2 separate regions of the Homo sapiens genome follow, and region 2 is linked to region 1. A link is a loop called in an ENCODE intact Hi-C map of the cell type or tissue named here. Cell type or tissue: heart right ventricle. All regions are shown on one strand. Each heading gives the region's core, and the rest is flanking DNA. Links, peaks and the distances in the headings are about the cores only. Region 1 holds the start of PCDHGA3 (protocadherin gamma subfamily A, 3). Region 2 holds the start of PCDHGA11 (protocadherin gamma subfamily A, 11).

Evidence for each region. Peaks named below come from ENCODE experiments on the same cell type or tissue, not always from the same donor. Only the 100,000 strongest peaks of a DNase experiment are listed, where the experiment ranks them.
Region 2: a loop joins it to region 1, with 2.7 times the contacts of the local background. A loop is called at or near these places in 6 of 110 quality-filtered maps.

Annotation. Positions count from the first base shown.
Region 1 is chr5:141,342,288-141,345,201 of GRCh38, reverse strand. All of the region lies in intron 1 of PCDHGA1 (protocadherin gamma subfamily A, 1), which reads right to left. All of the region lies in intron 1 of PCDHGA2 (protocadherin gamma subfamily A, 2), which reads right to left. It overlaps PCDHGA3 (protocadherin gamma subfamily A, 3), which reads right to left and starts at 1,373. Exons shown (of 4, transcript NM_018916.4): 1 at 1-1,373. The coding sequence starts at 1,168. It also overlaps PCDHG@. In heart right ventricle, for the core only: a CTCF peak has its summit at 1,425; a DNase peak (open chromatin) is centred at 1,336; H3K4me3 peaks cover 2,500 bases; H3K27ac peaks cover 2,373 bases.
Region 2 is chr5:141,419,179-141,422,092 of GRCh38, reverse strand. The region is part of intron 1 of PCDHGA1 (protocadherin gamma subfamily A, 1); the gene reads right to left. The region is part of intron 1 of PCDHGA2 (protocadherin gamma subfamily A, 2); the gene reads right to left. The region is part of intron 1 of PCDHGA3 (protocadherin gamma subfamily A, 3); the gene reads right to left. All of the region lies in intron 1 of PCDHGB1 (protocadherin gamma subfamily B, 1), which reads right to left. It also overlaps PCDHGA4, PCDHGB2, PCDHGA5, PCDHGB3, PCDHGA6 and PCDHGA7, and 9 more genes. In heart right ventricle, for the core only: a CTCF peak has its summit at 1,132; a DNase peak (open chromatin) is centred at 1,082; H3K4me3 peaks cover 792 bases.

The sequences.
Region 1 (2,914 bases), core at 271-2,770:
GATTTCCCAGGACAAAAACTTCAACCTGCCCATTCTGCCCAGAATCTCGGTCATGCACGTCGATAAGAGCAATTTCTCTTCCAACGGTGCCCTCTTCTGGGACTGAGCTTGTGAGAGACGTGATTGTAATTTCTGGAGCATTGTCATTCACATCCAGAACCGTGACTAGAATCTTGGCTCTTGAAAGAAGACCTGGTCCATCCTGTGCTTCAATTTTAATTTCATAGAACATGGCATCCTCATAATCTAGACTTTTTAATATTGATACTTCTCCACTCACTGAGTTAAGATGGAAAATCTCAGCGATTTTCCCAGGCATTTTATCTAGAATATAAGACACTTGAGCATTGAATCCCTCGTCAGGGTCAGTGGCATTCACCGTGAGCAGCCGGGTACCCACAGGCACGTTCTCCCAAACACTCACACGGTACTCAGGCTGAGTAAACATTGGTGGGTTGTCATTTGCATCCAGGACTATCACTTGGATGTGCAAGTTGCCAGAGTGGACAGGGTCGCCACCATCAGAGGCAACCAGGACAAGCTGGTGAATTTCTTTTTTCTCACGGTCCAGGGCCCGCTCCAGCACCAGCTCTGGATACTTGGCCCCCTCAGAGACGCTATTCACAGCCAGAGAGAAGTAGTCATTGGGGCTAAGCTTGTAGTTCTGCAGGGAGTTAATGCCTACATCTGGGTCAAAAGCAGTTTTAATTGGAAATCGGGTTCCAGGAACCGTTAGTTCACCAATTTTTATTTCCAATTCCTCTGTTGGGAAATTAGGAGCATTATCATTAATATCTTTAATTTCTATTTCTACTTCAAAAATTTTCAATTTATCCTCAACCAGAATGTTAATTTTTACCAGACACAGCGGGATCTGAGCGCAGAGCTCCTCCCGGTCTATCCTCTCCGCGGTGACCAAGCTGCCGCTTTGCGGATTCAGAGAGAAAAGCTGCGTCCTACCTCTGGAGACGATGCGGACTCCGCGCTCCGCCAGCTCCCGGGGCTCTAGCCCCAGGTCGTTAGCGATGTTGCCCACGAAGGAACCTTTATCTAGCTCCTCAGACACCGAGTAGCGGATCTGACCGGATCCTGTTTCGCACAGCGTCCCCAGGAGCGCGCACAGCAGGGCCAGTCCTCTGCCATTTCGGAAACTCAGGCAATTGGTCATTTCCTTTTCGGTGAATCGCTTTCTCTGAATTCGGTTCCAGTTTCCTACGACGGACTCCAATCTTATTTTCTCAAGAAACGAAGTCTTTTACGGGCCTAATTCACAGGTCAAACAGCTGGTTGACTAAGAGGTGAGGTTGGCAGCCGCCCCGGATCTTCTGAGTCTGATTTGCTGGTTCTTTGCATTTTAGGAGCAAGGAAATGGTGGACTAGTTCTCCAGCTGCGTTCTCCTTCTTGAGTGGTCAACAGCGACACTAAGAGGCCTAACCGTTTACTGCATCCTCTCAGACACATTATTATTTTTGAATTATCCAAGATCTGAAATCCTTCTTGTCAGAGATAAGAGGACTAGTGTTGATTGAACATAATTGAATCGATATATGTTAAACAGTGTCACCTCAAGTTATCTTTCTTGGGAATCCATGCACTAACCTTAATGCCACCAATATTGCTTCAAACATAGTGGAGTTAACTTTTTTGAATTGTTCAGTTTAAGAAACACACAGTAACAAAGAACTGGCCGTAAGGACCAACACAACTATTAAAAGACATGACCACCACTTGTTCTTCCACCACTGAACCTTGATAATGTGTTTATTCTTATACTTACTACATTTATCAGGGTTATTTGATAAGATATCCACCTCCTCTTTGACCTTTCCCTCTCTATACTCTTAACTCTCTAAGAGCTGAGACAAGGAAAAAAAGAAAAGAAACACACAGAAATCAGCCATATTTATACATTATATTTCTTTAAGTTTGTTCTTGGTGACCTGATAACTTAGTTTCGATATTTGTTGTTATTTAATATTCATTAAACAAACACATAATTAGGCATCAGACAATATGTTTGGGGATTTAAGGTGAACAATATAGACACAGTAGCTTCCTTCACAGAGATTATAAGGATATAAAAGCAAACAGGGAATTGCAGTGTACTGAGATAATTACCATAATGGGAGAAGCCAAGGGGGTTAGGGGGGCCTTCAATTGGGCCTTTAATGTTAGCAAACGCTTTCCCAGGAAACATGAGAGGAGTGGATCAGTGAAAAGGCCTGGATGTGGGAGAGAACAGCATGACAATGCCTAGGTGTGAGAGAGAAATCACAGACCTTCAGGGTACTGAAAGAAGTTTCCTTTGTTTAAATCTAGACTGTAAGGATGTTTTTTCAAAACCAACTGAAACTAGTAGAAATAAGCTTTTATGTTCCAGAATCTCTTTCCCCATAAGTTTCCAAGCACAGAAATATAAATACAATATATTTGTCGTTTCAATCATGATGCATTACATATCTATGCATAAGACATTTATTCTTGTGGAGTTACTACACACACTAAAAATAACTTTGCTTTAATTTTCCTGTTTATACTTTATTATTCACTTACAAGTAAAGCTATTATGACATATTATTCCACAGTGAGTTCCAATTTTACTCATAGACAATTATGTAATAGTAACCAAAACAACACCTTGTCTCAGAAAATTTTTTCTTGATCAAATGCAACGGAAAGAATCACAGCACTTTGAGAAATATGGTATCATTCAATAAAAGGCTCAATTGGTACATGATAATTTTCAAATAAAAATAAAAAATGATGCCAGTTACATAGAACATTAGTGTGCTTATTATTCTCTGTTATTAAATACATAACCAACATACTAAAAGCCAATATAGGAAGAGGAATGGGAAAAGAAAATTGATCAGAGGGGCACTGGGATTGGGTGAGGGATTGGGAACATTTCTA
Region 2 (2,914 bases), core at 137-2,636, 77 kb before region 1:
CCTTGCTTTCCATGTTCCGAAATGAATACATTACTTCCCCGTTGATTCCCTCGTCTGGATCCGTTGCATTAACCATCAGCACCCGAGTTCCGGAGCTGATGTTTTCTGGAACACTCACGCGATATACGGACTGTGTAAACATTGGGATGTGATCATTTACATCGAGGACCACCACACGAATGGGAACTGCGCCCTTTCGGATGGGATCGCCTCCATCTAAAGCTGTGAGGAGGAGCAGGTGAGCAGCCTCTTTCTCTCGGTCCAGGCTTCCCTCCAGTACTAGCTCTGGATTCTTGGCCCCATCCGTTCTGCCCCGCAGTTGCAAGGAAAAGTAATTATTAGGGCTGAGCTGGTAGCTCTGGAGGGAGTTCACGCCCACATCTGGATCCCTAGCATTAGGAAGAGCAAATCGCGCCCCAGGAATTGCGTGCTCACTGACTTTTATCTCCACTTCGTCCTCCTGGAAGCTGGGGGCGTTATCATTAATATCTATTATTTCCACCTCCACTCCGTAAATCTTCAAGGTGTCTTCCACGAGAAGTTCCATATTTAAAAAACAGGAGGACACCGTCTCACAGAGCTCCTCCCGGTCTATCCTGCCTGCCGTGATCAAGCTGCCGCTTCGCGGATTCACAGCGAAAAGCTGTGTCTTCCCTCTGGAGACGATGCGGACTCCGCGCTTCGCCAGCTCCCGGGGCTCCAGCCCCAGGTCCTTGGAGATATTGCCCACGAAGGAGCCCTTTTCGGTCTCTTCTGGCACCGAATATCGGATCTGCCTGGCCCGGAACCCCCGCAGCGTCCCCAGGAAAATGCACAGCAGCAGCAGCAGCCGACTGCGGTCCCCGCGCTGTAGCCGATTCGCCATGGCAGGCTCTAAGCCGATATTCCGCGGTTTCTCGAGCTGGTTGGTTGTGAATCGGCTTATGTATCTATGAAGTCCTAGGCCGACTACATCCAAAATATATCAGAAAGCGAAGGAAAATACTTCTAAGTCTCCAGTGTCAGGATCTGTGAGTATCCATCTCATTCCGCTTTGTGTGGTAGAGGCGGGGGAGGGAGGGACTCAATGGCGCGCAGCTTCCCATTCCCTGATTGGTGAGCAGCGGCGCCTAGAGCCCATTCTTATTATTGCAACGACTAAGAAATTCCAGAAGAAATGATTACGCTCACCTTTGTGAATCACACGTATTTGTAGAGCTTAAAAACGATGATACACAATACTTACATTATGTGACGTTAAAACTTTACCAAGAACACCTGCGAAAGGAGTAATTATTAAAAGGGCTTGCTTAATTTTTAAAAAGTTTTCAAAATATTACTGGAGCTGAAAACTTGTAGGTTGTAGTTGGTTCCAATTGATTTTAACCGACTGAAAGGAACGACATTTCTGGAAGTGGAAATAATACGGTCCCGATAAAATCATCAGGTAGGATGCCTAACTATAATTCTTACAAGGTTCCTTTATTGAGTAAATGAAGATGAAATACTTGAGAAAAATTGAGTAGCATCAGGGTTTCAATTAAAATACCATGCCGTAAAAATATACCTGTATTTTATATTTTTAACCGAAAGGTATTTTACTTCATAAAAATGTCACCGGAGATTACCCATGTAGTTTGCTTTAAAATGTCTTTGAATAGTAGGAAGACTGAGGCATTTAATTTAAACTTTTGTTTTAATAATGATAACCATAAATTTGACCTATATTTTGCGAACTCTATGAAGAAGTTATCTAGAATCTTAAAATAATACCACTATATTGGAATATATTGGCATATTGTAATATAAAAAGGATTAAATACATTTTTAAATACTTACCTGTTTAAGAATCTTCTTATCTGCTTCAACGCTGGGAGTTAAAATGCTAGCCAGTAGCATGCTATCTTTGTTGAGGTTATCTTGTGTGGCTGGACAATGATCAACAGATGTGAAAAAATTAAATTCTGGATTCATTTGATCCCCAGGCACACAAAAATTATAGGCATAGGGCAACGTTCCCTCACTGTAGTTGGGGGGACCCACAGGTCCGGACTTGGAGCAGAGAACTGACTCAAAGCAGTCTCCTGCAGTAGGGCTGAAAGACTGTCGCAGGCGTAGAGCAATAGCTAGAATCACCGCGAGGAGAAAGAGCACAGAAATCAAGGCCAAGGCCACCACCAGGTAAAACTGCATCTCAGCCTGGGAGTCAGAGGGTGTGGGATGGTCGCTGAAATCCGGCAGTACCTCTTGCAAGCTATCTGCGAACACCAGGTGCAGCGTGGCAGTGGCTGAAAGGGGTGGCTGTCCTCCATCTCTTACAGCGACTAGCAGGCGCTGGCGGACCGAGTCCTTGTCACCCAAAGCACGCACCATGCGCACCTCGCCTGTTCGCAGCCCCAGGCTGAAGAGCCCGGGCTCACTGGCCTGCACCACGTGGTAGGACAGCCAGGCATTGTGCCCCGAGTCCGCGTCCACGGCCACCACCTTGGTCACCAGGTAGCCTGGCTGCGCGGCCCGCGGCACTGTGTCGAAGAGCGCGGAGCCGTCGGGACCCAGCGCAGGGTACAGCACCCGCGGTGCGTTGTCGTTACGGTCGCCCACCAACACGCGCAGGCTCACATTGGCGCTGAGCGCGGGCGAGCCCTGGTCGCGGGCCTGCAGCGTGAGCTCGAAGGTGCGCAGCTGCTCGTGGTCGAAGGCGCGCTGCGCGAACACCACCCCGCTCTGCGCGCTCACGGACACGTAGGACGACAGCGTTCGTGACTCCAGGTCGCTGGCAATGAGAGAGTAGGAGACACGGCCGTTGAGCCCGAAGTCTGGGTCAGAGGCACTGACTTGCGCTATGGAGGCACCCGGCTGGTTGTTTTCTGGCACGTGGACCAGGTAGGCTGACTGTCCGAAAACCGGCGCGTTGTCATTGACGTCAGTAATGTGC